2 separate regions of the Homo sapiens genome follow, and region 1 is linked to region 2. A link is an interaction called in ENCODE POLR2A ChIA-PET data of the cell type or tissue named here. Cell type or tissue: endothelial cell of umbilical vein. All regions are shown on one strand. Each heading gives the region's core, and the rest is flanking DNA. Links, peaks and the distances in the headings are about the cores only.

The links. Peaks named below come from ENCODE experiments on the same cell type or tissue, not always from the same donor. Only the 100,000 strongest peaks of a DNase experiment are listed, where the experiment ranks them.
Region 1: POLR2A ChIA-PET joins it to region 2 with 8 read pairs; 1 of 35 experiments calls an interaction of 5 or more read pairs at or near these places.

Annotation. Positions count from the first base shown.
Region 1 is chr15:60,381,327-60,388,241 of GRCh38, forward strand. It overlaps ANXA2 (annexin A2), which reads right to left. Exons shown (of 13, transcript NM_004039.3): 2 at 4,702-4,760; 3 at 1,016-1,115. The coding sequence starts at 4,749. Among named protein-coding and RNA genes, the nearest start is that of ANXA2, 13 kb to the right of the region's middle. In endothelial cell of umbilical vein, for the core only: no CTCF peak of the experiment used is centred there; a DNase peak (open chromatin) is centred at 2,915; H3K27ac peaks cover 1,422 bases.
Region 2 is chr15:60,641,711-60,648,660 of GRCh38, forward strand. The region is part of intron 2 of RORA (RAR related orphan receptor A); the gene reads right to left. LOC105370846 (a long non-coding RNA gene) reads left to right here. Exons shown (of 5, transcript XR_007064663.1): 4 at 2,449-2,529; 5 at 5,939-6,950. Among named protein-coding and RNA genes, the nearest start is that of RORA-AS2, 36 kb to the right of the region's middle. In endothelial cell of umbilical vein, for the core only: no CTCF peak of the experiment used is centred there; a DNase peak (open chromatin) is centred at 3,351; H3K27ac peaks cover 1,447 bases.

The DNA.
Region 1 (6,915 bases), core at 104-5,103, 260 kb before region 2:
TGCATCCCAATCTGGCCTCATGGTGAAAGGAAGTGCTTTATCCAAGGGGGGAAAAGTGGAGAATCACAAAAGTCACCACGAGAGCTGCAATATTTTTCAGGGATTCAGGGGATGGGACAACCCCAAGGATTGCTTAATTAATATAAGCCCAGAAAGTCTGAACATCCTATTTTGTAGACCCAGAAAACAATATAATGACCATAAGAAGCTCTTGCTCAACCCTAACCAGTTAGCACTTTATTTGCTTTATTTCAAGAGGAAGGCTTTTACGCCTCCTGGTCTTCTCTTACTCATCCTAGAACTTGAGGAAATACACTCATTCTGACAGCTCTTCTAATTCCAGCTCCAGGCCTAAGGAGCAGCAGAACTTACCGGGGTTTAAAAAAAACAAAAAAAGTCTGAATTTTTCACTCTCTAGATCAATCTAAGAGCAATGCAGTAAGATTTTCCCAGCAAATGTAATTAAATTAAAGGGGACTTGGAACAAAAAATGCCCTTAGGGACCACTATGACCAACTTCTTCCTTGCAGAAGAGGGACTGAAGCCTCAAAGTGAAGAGCTGCACCCAAAAGCATACCCCTAGGACCAGATCCGGCTCCCAGACTGATTCCTTTTAACCATTACTTGGTTAAAATACTATCTCATGCTGTACATCTCTCCAAAGAGAAGAAACGGGGGGTGGGGGAGGAAAGAATGGAAGGGAGGGAGGAAAGGAAAGAAGGGAGGGGAGGGAGGGAGGGAGGGAGGAAGGAAGGAAGAGCAGGAAGAAGGGAGAAAGAGAAAGAGGGAGAGAAGGAAGAAAGGGAGAAGGGAGGGAAGGAGAAAAGGAAAAAGAAAGAAAGGAAGGAGGGAAGGAAGGAAAGGAGGCATGGGTTGAGCTAGGTCTGGATCTACTCCATTAAAGCTCGATGACAATTTCAAATCGCCAACGTATGGCGATTTGAGGGAGAATAAAGAGACAACCAAAAATGTCTCAGTAAGACCCTGACAAGAAGAGGACAAATGTATCACCTACCTTTGGTCTTGATGGCTGTTTCAATGTTCAAAGCATCCCGCTCAGCATCAAAGTTAGTATAGGCTTTGACAGACCCATATGCACTTGGGGGTGTAGAGTGCTGAGGTTAAAAGATAAACATACTCAAATGACACACATTTAAAATCCTCTTGTTGAAATAACAATGCCTAATATGTTTTCCTATTGTTTCTTTTAACAATTCAGATCATTCTCATACTAGGTAACTAGGTAGGTATTAACACACCATCACACTTCACGCAAGCAATTTCATTTTTTCTAATAAGAATTCTTCAAAGGCTCAGCTAGTTTAGAATATGCTGTCTCAATTTCAACTTCTCATCTTACTTTTAGTGAGAGATCAAAAGTAGACAATGCAAAGCTGGAGACCTGAAGCCAGCATTTACTCAGGATGGCTCTGAAGACCATTAAACTGGGCTGGCAACAATTCGAAATAAGCTGAAAATGTGGAAATGCCTCAAGGACAAGGGTGTTTAGCTAAGTTTCTGCTACAGGTACATGAATTTCTACTGGGCCAGTGTTGCTGAGCTTACAATTCAGATAAATGAGGGAAGCAGCTTCTCCCACCTCTTTACTTTGGTCACCACTGTGGCACCAAGGTGGTCTGGCCAGACGGCCCACATCCTCCTTGTGTTTCCCCCCCTCTCCTCTGTATCCTTCCCTCTGCCTTTATTAATACCATCCCTTGTGCCTACCACCCTCCACTCTTCCTAAGATTTCTTATTGCCTTCTAAACCATACCCTCTTCCTTTCCCAATGCTTTTCTTTTCTTTTCTTTCTTTTCTTAGGTAGGGTCTCACTCTGTTGCCCATGCTGGAATGCAATGGTGTGATCATGGCTCAGTGCAGCCTCAACCTCCTGGGCTCAGATGATCCTCCCACATCAGCCTCCTGAGTATCTGGGATTACAGGCACCTGCCACCACACCGGGCTAATTTTTTCATATTTTTTGTAGAGACAGGATTTCGCCGTGTTGCCCAGGCTGCTCTTGAACTCCTGGGCTCTAGTGATCCTCCCATCTTGGCCTCCCAAAGTGCTGGGATTACAGGCGTGGTGGCTCACGCCCAGCCTTTCAGTGCTTTTCAAAGCTCATTATCCTTCCTGATCTGACAGATGGGAATCTCCCATTCCAGATTGAGGTAAGGACAATGGAGTGCTTCTACGTCAGTTCTCCTTTCAAGGTATTAACTTCCCTCCTTCTTTGAAATGCTCTTATAGTTTTCCCTCTCCCTGCTACCCAGTCCCAAAGCTAAGGGCAGACAAAGAGGATGTACATTGTGGTTGTGGTTGGCTGATGGCTGGTGGAGGCAGCATCACTGCCCATCCTCATCATCAAGGCTCCCATCCTGCAACCCACCCCAACCCCCCCAGCACATAATGCCCGTATAATGTGATGACTTGGCCTTGGCGCAGTTTCTGTGAAGAGTGAAAAGGCCAAGATCCGTGAGTTACTTCTCCACCCACAGGCATCACATTATAAACCACCCAGCACCCACGCCATTCCATTTTATTAGCACTGAGACTGTATAGGTGAGCATCTAAGATGCCTTCCTATATCTAGATGACTCCCAGGAGAGGCCAGAAATCTAAGTTCAGCATTTGACAAATGTTTCCAAACGCACTTGTGAGGACTATCTTGGCCAAATATTAAATCCAGTTCATATTTATAACCTGACATGCAATGCATTATCAAAGTATGTTCCATCTAATTTCACCACTTAAACTTTCCAGTAAGATGAACTTGATGACATGGAGCACACATTCAGGAAAAAGGCAAAGTGCTATTTTGAAATACTCAGTGTGTTTGCTATGGTAGCTATAAAATGTGGATGAAATCTAAGGAAAAACATTTTCCCATTTATTAAGAGTGCCATCGGTTATTTACAAGGCAGGCAGTCCAGGCATTGAGCCATATCATGTATGACTGCATTTACCAGGAGATATGTCGTCTTGTTCCAAAAACAACAGTGAGGGGGAAAAGTTTTGTGTCATTTTATAGTGTCTCTGGAAATGAAATTAAATCGAGAATTGAACCTATTACCTATAAAATCCACTTGTCTGAAATGAAATTAGTGAGACAAAGTTATCTTTTCTTTCCTTAAAATAATGGGGAACATGTGACATTTTCTATTTCTGCCCCACCTCTCCACACATAAGAAATATACTAGAGTAACTTCAGAGGCTACACAAAAAGCCCTCTTATAAAACCTGATAGCAAATACAATCTAAGTCCATTAGAGAAACAAATTATTTAGCACCTGAATTTGTCTGACTTCAACATGCAGTTTGTATTGTTCCCAAAAACAGCATGCACACGTTTCAAGAAGAAAAAAGATTTTAAAAAAACTCTATAGGCTTTATACTCCATACAACCTGTGCTTTCACAGGCTCCATTAATTTGAACATTTTGATGGCAAGTACCATGAACAATACAGAGGGTCTTGCACCATGTGACCCAAGTCACTGTCAACCCTCTGTTGAGTGATTCATTGCATTTTAATTTCAATCAAAGAATATTTTGAAAGATCTGTCGGATATGGCTACAAACCAGTATCAGTGCTGAGTCTGCGTAAAAGCCATTTCTGCCAGGATGACCTGGAAGATGTATAGTACCATTAGCTATTTTACATATTCATAATTTATATTCCACTTGATTCTAAAAGTATTTGAAATAATTTTAACTTCACATATAGCTTAAATTTTTTATTTGTAAAAAAAAGAAACAAATGCAACAGAATTTCTAGGTTCACATATTTCCTATGAAAGAAAATTCAGTTTAGTTCTAAATTCCCTAATAGCCACAGAAAAAAAGGAAACAGATGAATTACAATAATTTCATTATATTCTTGGTTTTTTAAAAGAAATATCCTAGCTTTTTTAGAGAAAATATTTTCCAGGTGTGAAATTTTTTAAAGTATAGGTCCTCGAGCCAGGCATGGTGGCTCCCACCTGTAATCCCAGCACTTTGGGAGGCCAAGGCAGGCAGATCACGAAGTCAAGAGATCAAAACCATCCTGGCCAACATGGTGAAACCCAGTCTCAACTAAAAATACAAAAATTAGCTGGGTGTAGTGGTGCACACCTGTAGTCCCAGCTACTGGGGAGGCTGAGGCAGGAGAATTGCTTGAACCCAGGAGGTGGAGGTTGCAGTGAGCCGAGATCACGCCACTGCACTCCAGCCTGGCAACAGAGTGAGACTCCATCTCAAAAAATGAATAAATTAATAAATAAAATAAAAGTATAAGTCTTCATCTGGAATAACTTCCTGGACACTGTAAGAAATCCAAAAGATGCAGAATTAGTTTTGATATGGCTGTGGCTTATGCCAACCAGTAATAAAATCCCAGGACATGACATTAAAAGTCATGTACCATCATAACAGTTATTACCAATGACATGCTAAGTATGGCAGAATAAAATTCCAGCCATTCCAGTGTCACTAATTCTGTCCAATTTTAATGTGAGGCCAAGAAAAGTTTCCAGTGCCATGATATTTCCTTCAAATTGAACTACTAGGAACAGCTGAAGTATTAAGAAAGAGGAGAACCAAATGATGACTGTCTGAATTGTCCCCATCTTCCTTAGATGTACAAGGATAGAGAGTAATATGGTTATCCAGAGAGATGTCCAACTTGCAAAAATTATATAAAGTGAAAGTGATATACTTACATCACCCTCCAAGCTGAGCTTGCACAGGATTTCGTGAACAGTAGACATTTTGAAGGAAGCTGGAAAAAAAGTACAACAAAAAGTCTTTATGAAGAGGCTCTCCTTTACTCTGAAGCACAGCGATTCATTATGCTAATTTCTACTCCTTGGACCATTTCATCTGACGATATTGGAGTAGTTTTTGCAAACAGATGCAATTCCCATCTTACGACTGTAAAAACTAAACCTCAGAGATGGTCTGCCTTGGGTTGGGATGGACTACTAAACTAGCCAGTCTTTCTCTTCCTCTGTGTAAACAGAACCTGGGGAGACTGATGTGTGAATGCAAAAACAAAATGTTCCCCATGGCTAATGCAACCTGTTCAGACAGGATAAAACTGAGTCTTCTACTTCTCATAAAAGGTGATGGGCTTGCCGAACCAGCCACTACTTCTGTATTTCTCACAAGTAATTAAACATATTGAGAAGGACCTGAAAGCTACGATGTGAATCGAAATTAGTAGCATTTTCATGTTGCCCTAATTCTTAATTGGAATCTTTATTATTACCCATAATTACTTTCTTAGTCCAATGATACTTGGAAGATATTAAAGTATTTATGAGAAAGACGATGGACAGATTTTCTGACCTTAACTCATTCCATAAAGGACTGAATCTGTTGTATTTAAGATTTGAAATGGTTGAAATGAAGTCATCTTCCAGTTAATATACTTAATGGGGCAGCAAAACAATAGCCTGATGAATTGGCTTTCCACCTTTGCAATCATACAGTTCTCGGAATTGATACACCCAATCCCTGCCAATAAGGAGTGCTCAATTGGTGGTAAATTTATCTCAACAGAGACAAGACAGGTCATCAACATAATCACCCCAAGAATAAAGAAAACAGAGTAGAGCTGCGTCCTGAAATAGACAGGAACGACATTTAAATTGCAGTGACTCCTGCTTTGGTCTCTTTTTGCTTAATATTCTTTGATCAAGGAAACTGCACACATGCAAATACAGCTTTCTATTCTCTTCACTTTGTTTAGTCTAAATATTTTCATAAAACTGGTTTGGCGAGAGTATGTGACATAGATATTTGCTAACTTATAGGAACATTTTGGACTAAGCAGATCCCAGGCCTGGTGTGGGAAGAAAGTGGGGAAATGTAAGAGGAGAGGATTCGCCTTTAGTTGTGGTGAAGGATGTATTTTTGCAAGATTCTCATCCTGGGCTCTCCCCCAGACCACTACTCTCTTCTTGATGCTCACAGAAGCTTTTTATGCACAGCGAAAAGTCAGTCAAAGACCTTCCACTTCCCCCACACTCACAACTCTCAGACAGCCTCCCCACCCCAATTTGTCCCACCGTTGGGGTATAATTCTGGTTTGTAAAAAGTATTGCTCTAGAAATAAACTGTGGTACATTCAGACATGGAATATTATTCAGCACTGAAAAGAAATGAGCCATCAAGCCATGAAAAGACACAGAGGAACCTAAATTGCACATTGCTGAGTGAAAGAAGCCAACTGAAAAGGTAATACAGTGTATAGTTCCAACTTCATACCATTCTGGAAAAGGCAAAATTATGGGGACAGCAAAAAGATCAGGGATTCAGGGGAGGGGATTATTAAGGCAATGAAATGATTCTATCTGATATTGTAATGGTGGATGCATCTATGTACAACACCAACAGTGAATGCTAATGTAAACGATGGACTTTGAGTGGTAACGATGTGTCAATGTAGGTTCATCAGTTCTAACAAATGTACCACCCTGATACGGGATGTTGACAGTGGAAGCTATGCGTATGTGGGAACAGGGGAACATGGGCATTCTTTGTATTTTCTATTCAACTTTGCCATGAACCTAAAACTTTCCTAAAAATGAAGACAATCGGCCGGGTGCGGTGGCTCACACCTGTAATCCCAGCACTGTGGGAGGCCGAGGCAGGCAGATCACGAGGTCAGGAGATAGAGACCAGCCTGGCCAACATGGTGAAACCCCATCTCTACTAAAAATACAAAAATTAGCTGGGCGTGGGGGCGGGCGCCTGTAATCCCAACTACTCGGGAGGCTGAGACAGGAGAATAGCTTGAAACCAGAAGGCAGAGGTAGCAGTGAGCCAAGATCACACCACTGCACTCCAGCCTGGGCAACAAGAGCAAAACTCCGTCTCAAAAAAAAAAAAAGACAATTTAGAATAGTCTTGCTCTGTAGCAGAACCGTCCA
Region 2 (6,950 bases), core at 923-5,922:
TCCTTTCCATTTCTAAAGATTCTATGATTCCTTGGACAGAAAGACTAAATCCTGGGATAATTTTAAAGAAACACAATTAGAAAATTTTCAAACACTCAACATACAGTAACTCATATTAAGTTTACCAAGTAGAGGCACTTCGGGTATCTGCTTTAATAAAAAAAAAATAAGGACTTATATTTTGCATGTCAAGTATTTGTATGTCAAAGGATCCTTCTAACCCATTTAAAAATTTGGTACCTTTAAGTAGCATTGCGATTCTCTGAGCAAACCTATTTAGAGTTTGCTTAGCATGCCCTTTCTTCACAGATCTTGAAAAGGAAAGTGACCCCACAATATAACACATCTGCTGAAAGAAGTGGCTCAGGTGAGCTCGGGCTGTGTGAATAGTATGTCCTTTAGCTCAGGGAGTCATTCTTTCCACTGTGCTCTGTGCACGTGAGACCACTGCTGGGGCCGTGCTTTAAGAGGGACACGGTAAAGTGGATCACATCCCAGGGAAGTAAGTAGAAACCAAGTGAGGAGAAAAAAAAAAGAAGAAAATGGGAATGCCTAACTTAAAAAGGAGGGGATGGTAGAGACCTGATAGTTGTCAATTACTGGGACCAAATCTGAAAAGACAGATTTGGTGCCATTCCGTGGGACAAATTTGGAACCGGTGAGTAGAAGCTACTGAAAGGCAGAGTTGGTCCAGTCAGTGTAGGACATTTCCAACAGTCTGGCCTCATACCTAAGTAAAGCCCTGCTTAGAAATATAATGAGCAGCTGCCTTTTCTGGATGTTAAAATTTCAGGCAAGTAAACTGCTAGTCAGCTATGTCCTTCCTACAAGGATTCCTCTTACTGTAGATGGGTAACATGCACACTTCCGGGAAGCTCTCAGTGAAATCTCTTCACACTGCTCGGCATAGTGGTTCACACCTGTAGTCCCAGTGCTTTGGGAGGCTGAGGTAGGAGAATCACTTGAGCCCGGAAGTTCAAGACCAGCCTAGGCAACAAAAAATTTACAAAAAAAATTTAAAAATTAGCCAAGTGTGGTAGTGGCATGCCAGTAGTCCTTGCTACTCTAGGTGCTGAGGTGAGAGGATTGCTTAAGCCTAGGCATTCAGTGAGCTATGATCACGCCATTGCACTCCAGCCTGGGCAACAGAGAGAGACACTGTCTTTAAAAAATAAATACAGGCTGGGCCCGGTGGCAGCCATTTGGGAGGTTGAGGTCAGTGGATTGCTTGAGCCCAGGAGTTTGAGACCAGCCTGAGCAACATGGCGAAACCCCACCTCTTTTAAAAACGCAAAAATTAGTTGGGCCTGGTGAAGTGCACCTGTAATCCCAGCTACTCGGGAGGCTGAGGCATGAGAATTGCTTGAATCCGGAAGGCGAAGGTTGCAGTGAGCCAAGATTGCGCCACTGCACTCCATCAGCCTGGGCGACAGAGCGAAACTTGGTCTCAAAACAAATACATACATACATACATGCACACATTAAGTTAAATTAAAAAGAAATCTTTTTATGTATTCTATGTTGGTTAATATTCTTTGGTTTGCATCAATAGTGTTCTTTCTACTCTGTCATGTGTGGAATATGATAAGTCTGCTATTGCTAATGACCTAGGCCCAGAGAACTTTGAATTTCAAAAGTTAACCTAGAATCTCAGAGATCCATGGTTTTATATTCTGACTTGGAAGCAAGTCACTGGCTATTTCCTATTCGAGAGATTTCTAATCTGGAAGGCTGAAGGAGGCTACCACTCTTCTTGGTGAACAATAGTTTGTGTTCCAAGAATAACCCTGGGTTTGAGGATAGAAGATAAGAAGATAAGGCTGGAGAGTTTAAGAGTTGTATTAGATCTCCTTTTAATCTGCAGCCTAGGCACTATGTTATTTTCTACCTATGCCTTCCAGCAGGGGTGGCTTATAACTCCAGGCAGAAGCTGAACCTCCTTGGCGACACCCCCTAGCCTGACCCCTCTTTTCTCCTTCCTTCTTTCCTTCCTTTGCCTTTCATTAGAATTCCTATGAGCCTTTGAATGCTTAGCATGAAAATGAGCCCATTTTATTTTTGGAACCCACAGAGGCAGCCCTGAGGGGAGTTATTGTGTTGCTTTTAGCAGCTAAACAAAAAGGTGTGAAATCATTTGCTGGCTGTTCTAGAATGGGAAAAAATAAATAAAAAACTGAGAAGGAAGGTTCAGGACAGTGTGTGGCAGCTTGGACAGAACCTCGTGATGAGGGCTTCTCTGAGACTTATTAGTAACCAAAGTGACTTTGGGAATGTCTGTGCATTTCTCTCACCTTCCCAGGAAGTTACTAGAATAGCACAGGAAGCCACTGGGATTAAAAAAAAAAGATTGATTTTGCAATACTATTTCCATGTTGCCTTGAAAAAGACTTGAGGAGGGGACTAATTTGAGAAAATTCCTTAAAGCTCTTTGTAACATTTCTTATACAGGCAGCATGAGGGAGAGGAGAGAGGACTATTTTACCAAGATTTTAAGACTTTCAAACAACCAGGGAAGGCTTCTGTGGACAGGTATGTGAGTCTTTGACACAGGCCCCTAATTATTTAAACACATTAACAGTGGTAAGAGACAAAGGCCTCAAAGAACTCAAGCAACAAGAACTTCTTGTGAAACTTGAGGTTTTTGCCCCATGCTAATAACATTCATTGAAAGTCGTCTCCTGTTTTGGGGGGCTGACGGCCCCAGATACGTCTCTTCTTGGAAGAAGATTATATTTTGAAATGTCTCTTCATTAGAAGGGCAACTTCATTTTCAATTGGAATCTTTGACATGGGATTTCTCTTTTTAAAAATTATGGAATATTTTTAAAACGGCAAAGTATTAACGTGTAAACATGCAGAGACATGGTAAACTCATGTCCTTATTCCCAAATTTTCACATCTGTTTTACATTTAGACCAATCTATTTGAGCTCATTTCAAAAGAAATGAAAGGTTATGGTTGTATCCTTCACATTTCCATGCCTCCTTCTCTCTCTTCCCAAAGAGACAAACCGTGTTCTGTGGCTGGTGTGTGTCCTCCTTCCTGGACTTTTAGGAAGTCCTGACCAAGTAGCCACTTGGCCTAATGAACATGACCTTTGGAGTATTTAGGGAGCCTGATTTCAGTGGCTGGAGGATCTCTCCTTGCGGGGGCCAATCACTGGGCCCGTCTTATGAAGGTGGCTAAGCCTTCTTTTTTTCAGTATTCAAGGCCAGAATTACAGTATAGTAAAACAATAGGAAAAGGCAATCCTCCTCAAAGTACTATTTCGTTAACTGAGTCATCTATAGAATAAATAATATTGATTTTCCCTTTATTGCCAGGAAGTATGCCATGTGCTGATATATAATGAGTCACAGATGAACAAGTAGAAATTAAAAACACTGTAATTCCAAAATCTCTCTTAGGGAAGGAACTGTCCCGGTTTACAAAAATTCCATGATAAGCTATGACCTTGAGGATATGAGTGGCAGGAATCAAGAGACTGTTGGGCGAGGAGGATCGTGGCATGAGGGAGGGGGAAGGAGAGAAGGAAGGAGGAGAGGAGGAAGTAGGAATCTCAGGGTGGGAGAGAGAGAAGATGGATGAGAGTGGCAAAAAGGACAAAGGAGGGAGATGAAAGGGCATGTGGCAAAATGGCTATGATGAAAAAAAAATCTACAGTGGCTCAGCTGCTAGAAGATTCTAACAACAAGGTCTTGACAGATAAATTTTTTTTTTTTTTTTTTTGAGGCAGAGTCTCACTCTGCTGGCTCACTGCAACCTCTGCCTCCTGGGTTCAAGCAATTCTCCTGCTTCTGCCTCCTGAATAGCTGGGACTACAGGCATGCGCCATCACGCCTGGCTAATTTTTGTATTTTTTTGTAAAGACGGGGTTTCACCGTGTTGCCCAGGCTGGTCTCGAACTCCTGGCCTCAAGTGATCCACCCGCCTCAGCCTCCCAAAGTGCTGGGATTATAGGCATCAGCCAAGGTGACCAATTTCCTTACAGATCAATTAGAAGTCATTTGTGTTAATGTGAAGGAAGCCCATTATTTACTACCCATCCTCTTCTTCCCACTGCAGTAAAATGTTCAGTGAAATAGGGTTTTTTTTTTTTTTTAAAAAATTAAGGGGCTGATTTCGTTATATGTTATCATACATATATACAGCATATACATATACGTGCCATATACACACAGACGCATATACACACTTCTCTATGTAAAAGATATCTGGATAAACTGAAACAAATCAGTAAAAAGCAGAAATTCCGCACCATATGTGAGCATGAAAACACAACTTCGGGGCCTCGCCCGTATGCTCTGAAAGCTAGGAATTCTCAGACACCCTGGCAAAGTCTTGACCTTCATTTGGCATTGGAAAAGTACATTGAGGGACATCTCAAAGGACAGGGAGAGTTTATTTGTCACCAGAGTTGAGGGCCAAGCTTATTGTTTCATAGTTTTCCACTGTAAGTTATAGGGAACATGATTTGAATATGGGGGTAAACTCTGAAGTCATAATTTATCAAACCTCTACCATAGCTGCCCAAATGCTCTTTTTCCTTGCTTCCAACTCGCAAACTCTTAATTCATCTTTTCAGATTCTATTTAAATGTCACCTTATCTATGGAACCTTCCCTGATTCCCCAGGGAGGGTAATTTCCTCTCCTGAACTTCTATATTTCTCCAGATATCTCTCTATTACAGCCTGTATCACATAGGATCACATGACTTTGAACCTTAATACAAGGTGGACCTCATGGTATCACTTTTGAATTCCCATTGCCTAGTGAGACATGTGTCACTTTTGCTGAATAAAACCCGGGTATGTGAACAATAAAGAGAAACTTAAAAGTGAATGCACTGCTTCAGAAAGACCAGACTTCCAAGCCCCCGAATGGTGGCACCACTGTCCCCCAATACTTTTGTTACTACTTGCCATTTGTTTTGCCCCTTGTTCCTATTTTGAATAAGAACCCATTGCTCTCCAGAAGTAAAAGCAATGTGACCATTTGTTTATTTACTCCCTGCACCAAGACCCAGGGTGATGAGGCTGGATTGCACATGGGGCGTGGGCATCAGAAACTGGAAAGTCTCACCCTGCCCAGCCTGTCTGGCTCGTATGCTTGGGCAAGTCACATAGCTCCTGTGGGACTCCGTTTCCTCACCCAGTGATAATGACCGGCTTCACAGGGTGGCTGCGGAGCTTAATTAAGGATTGAGAAGGAGGCAGAAAATACAAAGTGCAGCATACACGCAAATTTCCCATATTTATTTTTGGGCTCAGTAACCTGTTGGTAGGAGGTGTTTATGACCTGGAAGAGGAGTCTAGCAAGAGATGTAACTAGCTATTCTCATTCCAAAATGGTTCACTTGGTATTGACTGGGAAATGGGCCATGTCATTCTTGCTTTTGTTCGAGTACATTCTGTGGCCCTTCCTGCTAACTTTCTGGGTATAGCTTGCCAACTCTAGGCCTCAGTTTTCTTGTATAAGGACTTTATCTATCTTTCCTTTATGCTCAGATATGCTGTGATGGCTTAAGCTTTTTCCTTAGTGCTTATACCCTTAAGCCGCACTCAGATAGAAGACAGAGGGAAGGCATACACGTTTGTGAGTGACCCCATGGGGTAGTTCCCTGAGCCAGAAAAGACAGAGACTTATGAAGCCCTGCATAGGTGACACCCGAAATCTGCCTGGCTTTGCGGATCCTGGCCTTTCTTCTAAGTGCTTGGAAGACCTTGGCAGATTCAGCCAGCGTTTTGATCACTGCCAGAGCCTGCAGCTTTGTTGCTAATTGTTTGCTGAATGAATTGAGCAAAAGCACAACTGGTCCCAAGGCAGGAGTGAGGAGGTGAGGGAAAGACAGAAAAACAAACCAGAAGAGAGGACTGGGTGACTGCCTTGGAAAATCTTATTATTACTAGTACATTTTTTTGTCTTTTAATCACAAAGGCTGTCTCTGCACTAGGACTAAAGAACCAGAACTGTTCAGAAAGAGAGAAGAGCCCAGCACCTTATACTCAGGAGATACTGAAAAACATCATATAAGGTGTTTACTGTTGAGAGAAAAGTACACATCAGAGGATGCCCATTATTGATATAGAGCCTTCTCTGTATCTGGATGAACGTGACCAGGAAGCCACCCTCAGCCTGCTGCAGCTGTTTTCAGAATCTGTGGGATCACACCCCAGAGGCAGTTGGGTCAGCCGCAGGCATCAGGTGAGGAGGAGGAAGAGTGAGACAGCTATTACAGGCTGCCGGACCAGGTGGCTGTGAAGAGGTGTGGGGACACCAAGGCTTATATAAGGAGGATGGAGAACACAGGCCAAAGGGGAGGCTGTAATGCTGACTTCGATTGGCTAACTTAATATAAGGCAGACTGAGGGAGGAGGAGGAGGGCAGGAGAGAACACGCTTTAGAAAGCATGACGGTGTCTCATTCTGTTTGCAAGTGAGCACGTAGGTGCCTTCCAAATATGATCCTGAAGAAGGTGCAGATAAATGAAAAATTGGATATACAATAAACCACATACCTCTTTATGTTTATATATGAACATATTAAAGAAGGTTGGCTTTAGTAGAGTATGATGCATATTCTAATTATATCAATATTGGATGCATTGTTAGTACCATTTCTCAACTTCATTTAAAAATCACTTTCAGAAAATACAAAAAATAATTCTGAAGATTTTAACCTTAGGTGCCCGTAGATCATTTTCTTAGGAAACTGCAGCTTTTAGAAATGCTGGACATACTTTATCCAAAGCGTTATAACTGGTCTTCCACAAGCCTAGGATAAAGTTTTCCACAGAAACACTACTACAGAAAAATGCCACATGCCATGGATTAAACACTGAAACCAGCTAATCACAACACATGAGAGCAAATGTAGCATGTTCAGAGAAGTACAAATATGTTGAAACATGTCTGTCATGAAATCTGATCTTAACAATCCTCTGAAGACT